2 separate regions of the Homo sapiens genome follow, and region 2 is linked to region 1. The links are chromatin contacts, found by Hi-C or POLR2A ChIA-PET in ENCODE. All regions are on one chromosome and are shown on one strand. The core of a region is the stretch at or near the end of the contact, and the rest is flanking DNA. Distances in the headings are between cores, read along the strand shown. Region 1 overlaps PGM5 (phosphoglucomutase 5). Region 2 overlaps TMEM252-DT (TMEM252 divergent transcript).

Region 1 (7,052 bases), core at 2,673-5,172:
ATATATGGTTGAAAAACTTTTGTAGTTATCTTATTTTGATAGCCTCATGTTTTATGTTCATTTTATTAATACCTGAAAGTGTGAGTTGTTCCATCCAAAAAATGGGTTTAAGAGTAGATTTTAAGATTGCTATTAGAAAACCAGGTTTAGCTGAACTCTGCCTCATTCATATATGAACCAGGTAGGCTTTCTTGAAAAGGCTTTTAAAGTGCAAACTCATATAAGCCTTTTACCATACAGCAGCCCCAGCCAGCAGTGCTAGACATCAAAGAAGGGATCTGGGAGTGAACTCATCAATGTGAAAATATTGAAGAGCTAACTTGAGGGCTGTTGTGTTTAATGTCTGTTAGACATTAACCAGCATATCCAGGATGCTATTAAACTCCATCTTCAGTAGTTTGTTTCTTGGGATTGTGTAAACATCACTAATTCAAACATGCACTTAGTCATAAACACTGCAGAGAGCTTTTTCTTTTAAATATACTTTTAATTGAAGTATAATGGACATACAGAAAAGGCACAACTCATAAATGTTTACTTCAAGGAATTTTTCACCAAATGAACACACCCGTGTAACTACCATCTGGATCAAGAAACAGAATAGCACCTGAAGCTTCCTTGTTCCCCATTCTGATCATTTATTCTCTCTCCTCCTGAGACGTAACCACTATTCTGACTTTTCCCATCAATGATGAGTTTTGTCTATTTTTGAATGGTACATAAATGAAATCATAGAGTGTATATTCCTCTGGGTCTGGCTTATTTTACTCAATGTTATGAGTATGACATTCATTCTTGTTGTTTCATCTAATGGCAGGCAGTTCATTTTTGTTGTTCTATGGTACTCCTTTGTGTGAATACACCACATTAAATAAATACACCACAGTTGGTACTAATTTGCATCCCTTCAACAGTACATTAGGGCTCCACATCTTTACCAGCACTTGGCCGTACCACTCTTTCCAGCTAGTCTTGTGGATACATAGTAATATTTCACTGTGGTTTTAATTTGCATTTCCCTGATCTCTAGTGATGTTGCATTTCCCTGATCTCTAGTGATCTTTTCATATGCTAATTGTTATTTGAATATGGTCTTTTGTAAAGTGCCTGTTCAAAACTTTTGCCTATTTTTTTAAGGTTATCTGCCTTTAAAAAAAACTAATTTATAAGAGTTTTTAAAATATAAACTGCATGTAAGTCCTTTGTTAGATATATACGATGCAAATATCTTTTTCTAATCTGTGTATTTGAGGGTCTTAAAAGGGGTCTGAGAGTTCAGTGTGTAGAAAATAGTACCATGGGCCCTTCTTGGCTCTTAAGAAAGTGGACATTTGAAGATAGAGGAATGGAAGAGAGACCTGGATCTTGTGCTCTTTAAATCTATCACAACTTTCTTGAAGTAGGATTCCAAGAGCAGCTGGATATGCCTCACACACTTGATATGATCAGTCTGTGTTTTTTTGGCTACTCTCTTGCAAGGTAAACAGAGCCATCAATATATGATATTCTGGTAGACTCTTATCATACATAATGATATAGTGCTTTGGGTTAATAAATATTTGAATACCTACTATGAGCAAGCACTGGCCAGGACACTGGAGGTGCAAAGGTGGATATGTCAGCACCCCTGTGCTTAGTGAGCTTTCAGGGCACTTTTAAGGTACTTTTGTATCTACTATCCTGTTTGATCACATAAGGGTAGGGTGACCATCAGACTGGTCAGATAAAAATAATGTATCCTTTTGCTCCTCAAACCTTTGAGGATCATTTAGTCACTGCCCCTCATTCTGTAAGAACTGTCTTTCTAAGATATGCCTTTGCCACATCCTGATAGCCTCACTAATTCATACCTGGAGAAATTCTTTTTTCTCAAAGTGACTAATTTAGATAAAGCATGCAGAAATGACTTTATATTTTAAAGAAAGCTACAAGAGTCAAAGACCATAAAATAGATTTACTTAGTCCCCTGCTATTTAACAGCCCTTTTAACAACTCCTTAAATAATATTTATTAGTCAACTGAAATCATATAGCATTTATTGAGGGCAAGTCTGGAGAGGCACTGTTTTATTCTAGACATTGAAGGAGCCATGAAGACATACAAGATGCAATTCCTGCGCTCATGGAAGTTCTAGCACATTGGTGGTGGTGATAGTGTTTGTGTGTGGAGGGAAAGTGTTCAGTAAGCACACAGCATATTCAAGAACAATGTGAACATAAAGACCCATACCACGGAAGCTCCGCAGCAGGAAGGGTCACGTTGGATTGATTTCAGTGATGAGGAAAGGACTATACTCATTAAGATAGTGTCGCTGCTACTATAAAAATATCCCCAAGATGTATAACCACTCAAACACATAAAAAGGTGTTTTCAATCCCCTAAAGTTAAAAACAGGTGTTCCTGATTCATAGTTGACTCTGTTCCAAATGGTGATTCAGAGATCCAGGTCCTCCCCTCTCGTGGGTCAGCCGCCTTCAACACATGGCTTTTAAGATTGCTGGGCTTGTCCACATCAAGCTGGCAGAAGGAGAAAGAACATGGAAAATGGAAAGATCTTATAACCAGATCTGAAAGAGGAGTTCCATTGGCTAGAACTTGAGTTTCATTGGCTAGAACTCAGTCACATGGCCACAGCTAATTTCAAGGGAGGTTGAGAACTACAGTCCACCTGTGTGTCTGAAAAGATGAGATGGATTGTTGACCACGTAGCAGTCGTTGCCACAGGTTTTGTTATGGTCTGGATGTTTTTGTCACTTTCAATATTCATGTTGGAACTTCAGTCCCTCCAAAATTCAGGTGTTGCCAATGTGATAGTATTCAGAGATAGGGCCTTTAAGAGGTGTTCAGGCCAGGAGGGCTCCTTCCTCATTAATGGCATTAAGACCCTTATAAAAAAAGCCTTTACACAGCATTTGGCTAGCTTTTCCTGCTGCCTTTGCCATGTGCAGCAAGAAGGCCTTCACCACACCAGATGCTGGTGCCTTGATCTCAGACTTCCTAACCTCTAGAACTGTGGGAAATAAATTTCTATTTTTTATAAATTATCTAGTATCAGCTATCCCATTATAAGAGCACAAAATGGAATAACAGGCTTTATGCTGGAAAAGCATTTAAGGTAGGTCTTCAGGCAACTTGAAGTATTCTGACAGACGTGGGAAAGGAGGATTAATCCAGGAAAAATGAATAGCATAAAGAAGGACTGGGCAGTATACAACAACAAAATTTAAGGGCATATTTGGAAAATAGGAAATCATTCATCTTGTTAGCAGCATAGAATACATAGGGAGTAGTGTGGGAGAAACTGTTGGAAAGCTAGGTTGATGCAATTTCCAACCTACGTCACATTTTAGGAGGTTTTAAAATTCTGACTAAAGAGTTATATCCAGCATAGTTTTCAGGCTCCTTCTCACTCGCAGGAAAAAATGTGGCCCAGGTTACCTTTCTTTTTTTCCCTTCACACTCTGGCCTTTCCTAGGAAGTGAGTTCTCATGTTTATCTCCCCGACACAATGGCAAGCAGTTAGGGAGAAGGGTTCAGCCCCTCAGCATGGGCAGCTTCGTTTTCAGCTTTTGTACTAGAGAATTTCAGAGATTCCAGGGGCTTTCTGCCAAAAACCCATCTAATGCATGGTATCTGCTGAATGCTGTGTTTGGGATGAATCCCAAGTTCAGGAGAGGGAGGAGAGAGGGAAATTCCTTTTTGACCCTAGGACACAATTAACTCATACCCAGGATCCTGGAATTTGATTACCCATATTGTTATTTTGGCTTGGATAGCTGCAACTGTGGCTCATAGTTATAAAAGTATCCGGTCCTTTAAAATCCAGCCGCAGCTTTCAGCTTGATGACCTCCTGACTGATTAATTGGAAAGGGTGGGAGCTGGGGAAATCCTTTTCCCTCCCTTCAGACCTGCCAACTTGGCTTTGAACCTACAAGAATGTTTTGGTCAGAGAACATACATCCCCACACCCCGTACCCTCCCTCTCACCCTCACCTCTGCCCCATGTTGCGCATTTTATTTGTTATCCATATGCATTCATCTTTGTTGAATTAACTTTGACCCAGGCTTGACTATGTGCTGCCCCAGAAGGCTTCTGTGTGACTTATTCTCTCTTCCTTGAGTTTCTGATGATGAAATTCATGTTATTCTGACCTTCCATAGCCTTCTGACCATGAAAATAATGTTATTATAAAGGTAAATGAAAATTTACCTTTGCTGTATAGTTTGTGGGTGGTTTCTTTCATTGTTCCTACCAGAATGTAAGCATGATTCTATATCTTTCTTAAACCATTGAAAAAGAGAGAAGACGGAATATTTGAAGTAACAGCTGACCACCTGAAAAGTGCTTTTCAATGCAAACTGGAAGAGGCAGCCCACAGTTTTTCAGTCCTGAGCACATTCATTGTATTTGGGGTTTGTGAAAAGGGAGGTGTTCACCTTCCCATGGCAAGAGTTTCTAGATGTTTTTTTTTTTTTTCCTTATTTGACCACAAAGCCAACCTAAAGGAATCATTACTATGCGGCGTATTTTATCCTGTGTTTGTCTTTCTTCCTCTTCTTTCTCAAGACCCTCATTGATCCCACTCTACGGTCATCCCCTGCACTCACAGCCTTCAAATAACTAAATCTTGCTGTTCGTAGGCATTTGGTGTTTTTCTCTTTCAGTTGCTAGCTCTGGGGAAGATGAAACTCTTCAGGCCAATGTCTGTGGTACCAGCTCATTCCCTAGCCTGCTTTGAGATCTACATCCTTCATGAAGCACTAAGACATTTGAAGAGACAGGATGGTGTAATGGAATGGAACATGAGGAGAAATTAAGCAGATCTGGGTCCCAATTCTAGCACTGCCCCTTACCTCTGTGAAACTTTGAACAAAAACTTGACTTCTCTGAGCCTGAAACTTGACAGCATTGATAAGTTTTCGCTGTTTTTTAATTTTATCTAAGTGGAACAATACAGTATATACACCTTTGTTACTGATTTCTTTTACTTAATACAGATGCTCTTTGACTTAAGATGGCATTGCATCCTGATAAACCCATCTTAAGTCAAAAATATTGTTAAGTCAAAAATGCATTTAATGCTGGCAATACAGCAGACAGTCTCTGACATATGACGGTTCAACTTAAGAATTTTGACTTTATGATGGTGCAAAAGTAATAGCCATTCAGTAGAAACCACAACCCCACCATAAGTCATAGGAGCTCCTCAACTTACGATGGGATTGTATCTGGATAAACCAATCATAAAGGGGAAAAATTGTAAGTCAAACCATCATAAGCCAGATCCTGTCTGGGTTATATTTATGAGATTCATTCAAATTGTTGCATGCGGCAATAGTTTGCACAATAGGATTTATGGTATTACATTGTATATCACAAATTATTTGTCCATTCTACTTTGATGGACATTTGGATTGTTTCAGTTATTACAAATTGTGATTCTATGATCATACTTGTAAAATCTTATATATACACCCTGTTGAGCAACATTGCACACTAGGTTCCCCAGGAAGCAGCTCTAAGAGATATTTGCTTTCAGGAAGTTTATTCCTTTCTGCCTTTAAGATCAAAGTTGCATTCAAGATCAAAACTTATAGGGGAGTGAGGAAGGAGGATTGAACACAGAGAAGTTGGATTGAAATGCAGTCACAACAAAGGCCTCAGCCAACTTGTGGGGAGCTCTGGAGCTGAAATGGCCCTCTAGAGTTGTGCAAAATTTGGGCAAGGAGGCCAGGCCTTTATATATCCCTTTATACCAGTCATTGCATGTGGATTAACCCAGGCATGGGAACATGATTTGGGGTGACACATTTCTCTTTGGCAGAGAACAGGGGCCACATCTGCGAGCTGTCAGCAATCAGCCTTCCTAGTAGCTGGTAGAATGCATATTTTTATCCTAAAATGTCTAAAGTGTGTGTGTGTGTGCACACGTGTGTCTAAGGGGTAGTAGGTGAGTGGGTGGGGGTAAATCTGAGCAGTGCATCACAGTTCATCTTTAGTAGATACTGTTAAACAATATTCCCAAGTGTTTATGCCCAAATACCCTCTTAATTTAGATTCTGATATCCCCACATGGACTCTTTCCAAAAAGATAAAGAAAAATGTATAGAAGTGAAACAAATGTAAAAAATATTCTGTATATTAACTTATTATTTTCTATATGGTGGAGAAAGCAAAATTGAGAACCATTGAAATGGGTTGTTTATTATTTTCTAACTTATGGCTTGATATCCTGAAATCTGTCAACACTACCCAGGTTGTTCTGAAATCTAGCTATGGATTTAGTAGATCCTAAAGACTTCCTACTGTGCTGAGAAAAAAAAACAGAAAATGAAATATATGAATTGACTTTTCTCAAATTTCATTTTTCAGAGTGGCCAAATCAATGAAGGTCCCTGTATATGAGACCCCAGCTGGATGGAGATTCTTCTCAAATCTGATGGACTCAGGACGTTGCAATCTGTGTGGGGAAGAGAGCTTTGGCACTGGTAGGCTTTGTTGGGTTGATATTACTGGGGAGGGCGGCTGCAGCCTTTTGTGATCTCAGTTTGGAGATCTGTGAACTTTCTGTGAATTACAGAGGAACAGTTAAGTAGAGGCAAAAAATCAGAGAAACCTAGTAGAGTATGTGCTGTGATATGCTTACCTCTTTTGTCCATTTTGTTTCTTCTTTTTAGAAATTTCTCTTTCTTTAAAAATTTCTATTATGGAAATCTTTAAAGTGTATAAGAGTAGAGAGAATATCGCATTGAATCCCCATGTTACTGTCACTCCCATTTCAACCACCATAAACTTGTGATCAATCTTCCTTTATCTCTACCCTCATCCGCAGGGGAACACTCCTCCCTGATTATTGTGAAGCAATCCTCTGTAGCTCATTGTTTTATCCGTAAGCATTTCAAGATGAATCTTTAAATATAAGGGCTCTTGTTCAGAAAAACCACATAACCACAGTACCATTATCACACCTAAAATGTTAAAAACGTTTTCTTTTTTTACATACTTTAAATACTTCATCCAGTTGTTTTCTGGCTTGCATCATGTCCAAGA
Region 2 (7,052 bases), core at 2,770-5,269, 110 kb after region 1:
CTGACTCCAAGTTCTCCTTTTTTTTTTGAAACAGAGTCTCACTCTGTCACCCAGGCTGGAGTGCAGTGGCGCAATCTTGGCTCACTGCAACTGCCGCCTCCTGGGTTCAAGCAATTCTCATGCCTCAGCCTCCTGAGTAGCTGGGATTACAGGCATGTGCCACCATGCCTGGCTAATGTTTTTTGTATTTTTAGTAGAGACGGGGTTTCACCATGTTGGCCAGGCTGGTCTTGAACTCTTGGCCTCCGGTAATCCACCTGCCTCGGCCTCCCAAAGTGCTGGGATTACAGGTGTGAGCCACTGTGACCGGCTGACTCCAAGTTCTTTAGGGCAACCAGGGCTTTTCTGGTGGCCAAGGCTTGACTCACAGAGAGCAAAGAATAAGAAACATTCTGATTCTTATTTTAGCAACTCAAGACATAGCAACCCAAGATGTGGAATCTGATGCAGATGGGTGCCCTCTGAAAAGATGAGTCATTCTATCATGGTCCATGACACATAACCTGGACAATTCAGAATGGGAAAGGGGTGCAGCTGGAACACAAGCGAGGAGAGAGAGAGGAGAGAGGGTAGTGGTAAGGGGGTCACTTGCTTCGGTGAGGCTATTTGTCAGGAAGCCAGGCTGGGTGCCTAATCAGTGTGGCCGTATTCTCTCTCTTCATGGCTCTGCAACCTGTTCATTGGATGAACCTGGCTTTGTTCCTTCCCACCTCTGGGTATTAATATATTAAGAAAACAAATTACAGCCCAATCCCACAAAGGCTAGGGAACCTGCCTTTCTTCTTCTTCATTGTGTCCCCAGAGCCTAGCAGATTGCCTGCTACGTAGTTGATAAATATTTGAAAAAAATCAGTGAGGCTGGAGGTAGAGTTTGTTCTCAAGGTGAGAGGTAGGGCAGGATTTCCTCCCTTAAGTAACCAGGCAGGAAAAGAACAGAGTGTCACTTGTTATAGGGTACCATGGTCAAACCAAGGAAATCAGGATTAATTTGAAAGTCCAAAAGGAAGTAGCACAGATGAAAACTGGATATAGTCAGAGGTCAGGACTTGGGCAGACCTGAACTTAAATGGGATCAAAGAAAGGAAATGAGGTAAGGATAGCCCTGCTGTCCACAAATTGCCCCATGCATAAGTAGATTAGGTTGGTGTAAAGCTATGTTAACTAATATTCAACAAATATTTATTCAGTCCCTATTATGTGACAGGTACTACTCTAAGAGGCACTCGCAATTCTGCAGTAAACGAAACAAACAAAAATCTCTACAGCCACGAAGTAGAGAGCACTGACCCCAAAAGGAATAATAATAATAGCCATTTGATGATTTAATAATCGTAATAAATAATTGCTTACCAGGTGCCAGGCATTGTCATCGTTATCATACATAGACCACCCAATCAGTTGATGTGGAAGTAAGTTCTATGCTTATGCTAACTTTCACTTTTCCAAAGGACTTTCTTCTTCAGACCATCACCTCTGGGTGCAGAAACGACAGGAGGAAGTAAAGTCTGAACTTACGACCTGGGATATTACATTTCAGTTTGGTTCTGGCCAGGCACCATGGCTCACACCTGTAATCCCAGCACTTTGGGAGGCTGAGGCAGGCAGATGACAAGGTCAGGAGTTCGAGACCAGGAGTTCTGGCCAATATGGTAAAACCCCATCTCTACTAAAAATACAATAATTAGCCGGGCGTGGTAGCAGGCACCTGTAGTCCCAGCTACTTGAGAGGCCGAGACAGGCGAATCGCTTGAACCCGGGGGGCGGAGCTTGCAGTGAGCCGAGATCACGCCACTGCACTCTAGCCTGGGCAACAGAGCGAGACTCCGTCTCAAAAAAAAAAAAAAATTGGTTCTAACAAGTAGGCAAGTCGCCTCATGACTTATATTACTGGTTACTGAAAGATTGAGTAACAAGATTGCAGTTAATGAAATAATATGAGGCTTTTGATGGGTGTTTATATGAATAGTAGGTAAAGAAAATGGTTTTAAGAGAATGAGCATCAAAAGTCTTTCTCTAAAATCCTTTGTGGCATGTTGTCAGAGGAACATTAATAATGAACTATTCTAGACATCCTCTCGACAATGCTTTCACAAAAACATAATATCACTCAACTGACATGGGTTTAGTTAAAAATTCCAGCCAGATGATGATTATTAAAAAAGAAAATCCTTACCAGTTAGACATGCATGTAGACCCTTGAGTGTGTTTTTAAAAAGATAGATACATGGAAACATTAGATATATAAAGATGTATATTCCAGCCAGAAGTGCCTGTAAGACAACAGTACTCCTAAACATAAAGTAAGTTATTTAGAAATTTTCAGATTTGACAAGGGGTTTTATTGTTTGCCTCATATACTTTATACACATAGAACTTGCTGTGTTAAAAAGCCCTAATTCACTAACTTCATTTGTGTATTATTCAATGCCTTTCCATGTATTAATATTTCTGGGGCTGTCCCTGGTGAATGATTGTGTATGGAAGAGAATAAATTATTTGGTTAAGACCCCAGCCTCGGGAGGCAAGTTGCCAATGCTTAATTACTGGCTCCGTCACTTACTGGCTGTCTGATATTGAGCAGGTTATTTAACTTCTCCATGCCTCATTTTCCCCATCTGTAAAAGGGGGTACTAATAATGTGTCATAGGGTGGTTAACAGGTTTGAATATGCTTATAAAATGCCTGGAAAAGTCTCTGGTACATCGTAAGTGCTGTGTGAGGTGCTGATGTTTTTCTGCTTCTGCAGGTGTGCCCTTGCTGTCCTTTGCCTCCTCAGCTGGGCTAACACTGCTGCTCTTCCCTTCTGAAGCTCACCATCTTCCATCCTCAGATCCCCTCTTTCACAGTGCTGCTGACATCTCTTCCACCCAACCTCACCTCCCATAATTCCCCACACCTCAGAAGAGCCAAGCTCTGCCATTGCACGTGGAGGTAGAAACTAGAGAGATAGCACCAAAAAATAACTTTCCTCCTTGACATAGGCCCACATCCATTTTAGGGTGGGTTCCTGAGCTGGCTCATGACATGGTCCTGGCATCTTCCCTGTAACCAGAGTCAGTTCTGCCCAACCACCCACTCCAGGCCTCCCCACGCCTCAGACCCTAACTCCAGGAAAAAGGACCATGTTGTCCCCTCACCCTAGGCTAAGGCCCACCACAGTTCATTTCTTGCCTTTGGATTGACCTCTTCCTAGGATGGCTGGGAATAAGAGCTTCCCTTCCCTTAAGGACAAGCCCCACTCCACCCACAGGGCTGTGGGACAGATCTGAGGCTCAACAAGATGATCCCATTAGAGTCCAATTTAGGGATTGCTGGGAAGTGCAGTCATCACTGCCAGTGGGGTCCCACCAAACACACTGTGCTCAATTCAGATCCTACTCAGCCAGCTTCTCTTTGTCAAGGTTTTCACAAATCCTGGGGTCGAGTCTCACCCAGGGTCACCTTGAGCCAGTGGAGTCTGGGATTCTGAGAGGCCCAGGTGGTGATCTAGGGTTCAGTTTCCTGCTCTGTCAAGGACTATTTTAGCTATGTTACACTTTAAGAAGAATTTGTGGGTCCCTCTGGGAACTTAACTCTATTTATAACATTGTTTCTATGGGAAAGAGTGTTCCAAGTGACAATCAATTTAAAACGGAATGCTTAGTACACAGCCTTTTCATCGCTGGGGGACTGCTGGTAATTTTTTCTTCACATGTAGAGATTATATTGAAGTTTCAAAACAAATCTAGTATAAACAAGTAGAGCAAAGAAAAAGCAGGTGTTGCTTCTTGTATTTTTTAGGAGACATTTTAAAAGTTGAAGTTTTTTAAGAAAAAAAGTTTATTTCACAGGGTAACATTTATTGAGCATTTACTGTTTACCAGCTACTAAATTAAAGACAGAGTCTGTGTAATCTCATTTAATCCTCACAGCAAAGCTCTATGGAGGTGTGATAAAGAATCACCGGCATTTTTGATGTTTAGCCAATGAAAGCTTTCAAACTCCACCAAACCCTCCCACTTCTGCCCCACATCTGGGCAAGCTGATGAAAGAGCACAGGTGCGCCCTCCTGTGGTGCTGGTGGGACATCCCATCCATGTAAACCCAGCTGCAAGAGCGAAGCTTCGCCCAGCCCCACTCTCCCACCTCCACAAAACCCCAAGGCCAGCCTCCGTTTCCCACTCCCTTAAACCATTCTTGGACCTCTTGGAAGCTCACTTTACTTCCCCCCGAAAGCCTTACTGTGTGAAATATAAAGCTTTTCACACCTTGTGTGTGTGTGTGTGTGTGTGTGTGTGTGTGTGTGTGTGATCATTAGTCCCAACATCCAAGCCAAATCTTCGGTGAGGGGTCCATCTTCTCTCCATGAGGTGACTATAGTAGGTGAGTATAGTAGTCTCTGTTTTACAGATGAGGAAACTGAGGCTCAGAGAGATTAAGTTGCTTGTCAACTAGATAACAGTATCATCTTAACCACTCTGCTCTTTCTTTACTTCAGCTCAGATGCGTCTTGCCTTTTGAAAATCAGTGAAGGAACTTACATTGAGGGATTTTACCTCTTGCTAATACTCAACACCTACTGATTACCTACCCTGAGCTAAGCTTTTTTCATGAATGAACTCATGTTATTCTTTTTTTTTTCTTTGAGACAGAGTCTTGCTCTTGTTTCCCAGGCTGGAGTGCAATGGCGCCATCTCGGCTCACTGCACCCTCTGCCTCCCAGTTCAAGCGATTCTCCGGCCTCAGCCTCCCAAGTAGCTGGGATGACAGGCATGCACCACCGTGCCCAGCTAATTTTATATTTTTAGTAGAGACGGGGTTTCACCATGTTGGTCAGGTTGGTCTCAAACTCCTGACCTCGGGTGATCTGCCCACCTCAGCCTCCCAAAGTGCTGGGATTACAGGCATGAGCCACCATGCCCAGTTAACTTATGTTATTCTTTTAATAACTCTATGAACTAAATACCATTGTCAGTCCCATTTTTATAGATGAGGAAACCAAGAAACAGCAAAGTTCAACAACTAATACAGGGTCACCCTGCTAATAAATAGCGGAACCGGGATTTAAACACAGACAGTCTGCTCAGAACATGTTCTCTTGGCCATAGGGCTATAATACTTCTTACATAGTCCACAAGTAAAGCTGATAATTCACCCAGTTTTTAAGGATTGTGGTTTGGCCACTGCTTAATTGGACAGCAGTTGTTTAAAGAAAGAAATCCTATATTAATGACACATTTACTGGTTTCATTATATCTTGTATAGTGTTCTTATGTTATTCATATGTAGTTTACTCAATACAGCAAATGTCTATAAAGAAAAGGCAATGCTTCAGTTTCTTTGATATCTTCTTCCCCACCCGACCCCCAATAACTAGGACATTGCTTTTTAGGCAATGGGAACCCAACAAATGTCATCTGAATGGCTTAAAATCAGTAGGTGTTGCAGAATGAAACCCCACAATTTCACCTTTGCCCTAGATACTACACTACACATCATTACAAATAGGCCAGGGCTCTCCAACAATTGCCATGGAAACTGTGTAGAATTCCTGTTCGCTGTCTCATGCCATCTGTTTGACTAAAGGTATAACAAGGAAAATAATAATCTGTAATTTCTCATAGCAAAGTTCCCCAAATTCACAAAGACAAGAGTATTTTTTTAACCATCTGCTTTCCCTTCAGGCTTTTCAGCAACTTCTGTGTAGCTAATACATAAAATTGTGTAACATTTATGAGGGCTGGTTCACCATATATGGTTTCTAGCTCTGAAAACTCAGTTATGTGGAAGCTAGAATTAAACAACATCAAAAACCAAAAACAAACAAAAAAAAACCATGATAACTCAAATGGAATCTGCATGATGAGTTACAGGACTGACAGTGGAAACAAAAGTTAAAAGTAGTCTCTTATTTCTGTCTGGGTACCAAAGGCAAAGCTTGCTGCTTTTCAGTTTGGCCCTGATTGTGTCTCTGTCAAATGCCTTGGGCAAATAGATTTAAAATTTGCCCACGAACAAAGTTAGCTTAATAATGGCTTCCATGCAGAGCTGTCAGAAGATAAAAGAGCTCTATAAAGGATTCTGAGGAATAAAACTTTATGGAACTTAGTGCCATATATGACAATTCCTTTGAGGAAATACATCAAAGGTAGAGATGAAGTGTTTGAGCTGGAAGGCACTTCATTCAGTTCAGTGGTTTTGAATCCGTGCTCCATGGAGCCCCTGGGTTTCCTCCAATTTCCCTCTGCAGCTGCCAGAGGTAAGAAGTTAGTAGAGTGAATGTCTGGAGTCACCAGCCCAACTTCCACTGAGCACCCTTGTGTGTATTTGATTTTCTTTTGAATATTCTCATAAAATTTATTTTAACAAAGGACTCTGTATTAGTCTCTTCTCATGTTGCTGATAAAGACATACCTGAGATTGGGTAATTTATAAAGAAAAAGAGGTTTAATGGACTCACAGTTCCATGTGGCTGGGGAGGCCTCACAGTCATGGTGGAAGGCGAAGAGGAGAAAAGTCACGTCTTACATGGTGGCAGGCAAGAGAGAGAATGAAAGCCAAGCGAAAGGGGAAACCTTTTATAAAATCATCAGATCTTGTGAGACTTATTCACTATCACAAGAACAGTATGAAGGAAACTGTCCCCATGATTCAGTTATCTCCCACCGGGTCCTTCCCACAACATGTGGGAATTAATGGGAGCTACAATTCAAGATGAGATTTGGGTGGGGACACAGAGCCAAACCGTATCAGACTTCGTGGCTTAACAATACTTTGATAAGATTCTGAGCTAATCCAACTCCCTCATTTTGTAGACGAAGAGATTCAGTGATTTGCTAAGGCCTCAGAGATACTCAGAGATGTGGCTGGGACTAGACAGGTGGTCTGGCTTCCCAATCTGCTATTCTCTCAGTGGTCTTTAGGCTGGAAATAAATTGCTACTGCACACCTGCAACTCAGGGACACAGTGCTGAACAATTTCTTCAAGAGACAGAATTCTGAACTTCTTCCCAGTCCTTGGAACATCATTCTCCTGTCTCTTAACTTCTTGCTTCTCTGATTATATTTTTATC

Evidence for each region. Hi-C counts contacts between places; a loop is a spot of excess contacts on that map. ChIA-PET counts read pairs that join two places held with the same protein, here RNA polymerase II (POLR2A). Pooled maps may share reads with other maps.
Region 2: a map of IMR-90 shows a loop between it and region 1 (2.9-fold over the local background). The contact joins two enhancer-like sites. A Hi-C loop is called at or near these places in 1 of 168 maps with a recorded cell type or tissue (IMR-90), 2 of 37 single-sample maps with no recorded cell type and 2 of 50 pooled maps. POLR2A ChIA-PET finds 5 or more read pairs at or near these places in 1 of 52 experiments (T-cell).

What each region holds. Positions count from the first base shown.
Region 1 is chr9:68,458,719-68,465,770 of GRCh38, forward strand. It overlaps PGM5 (phosphoglucomutase 5), which reads left to right. Exons shown (of 11, transcript NM_021965.4): 7 at 6,375-6,490. Among named protein-coding and RNA genes, the nearest start is that of TMEM252, 79 kb to the right of the region's middle. Within about 2 kb of position 3,923, at least 3 of the 41 ENCODE cell types and tissues checked have a DNase peak (open chromatin) inside an H3K27ac peak, as active enhancers do.
Region 2 is chr9:68,564,197-68,571,248 of GRCh38, forward strand. The region is part of intron 2 of TMEM252-DT (TMEM252 divergent transcript); the gene reads left to right. Among named protein-coding and RNA genes, the nearest start is that of LINC01506, 21 kb to the left of the region's middle. Within about 2 kb of position 4,020, at least 3 of the 41 ENCODE cell types and tissues checked have a DNase peak (open chromatin) inside an H3K27ac peak, as active enhancers do.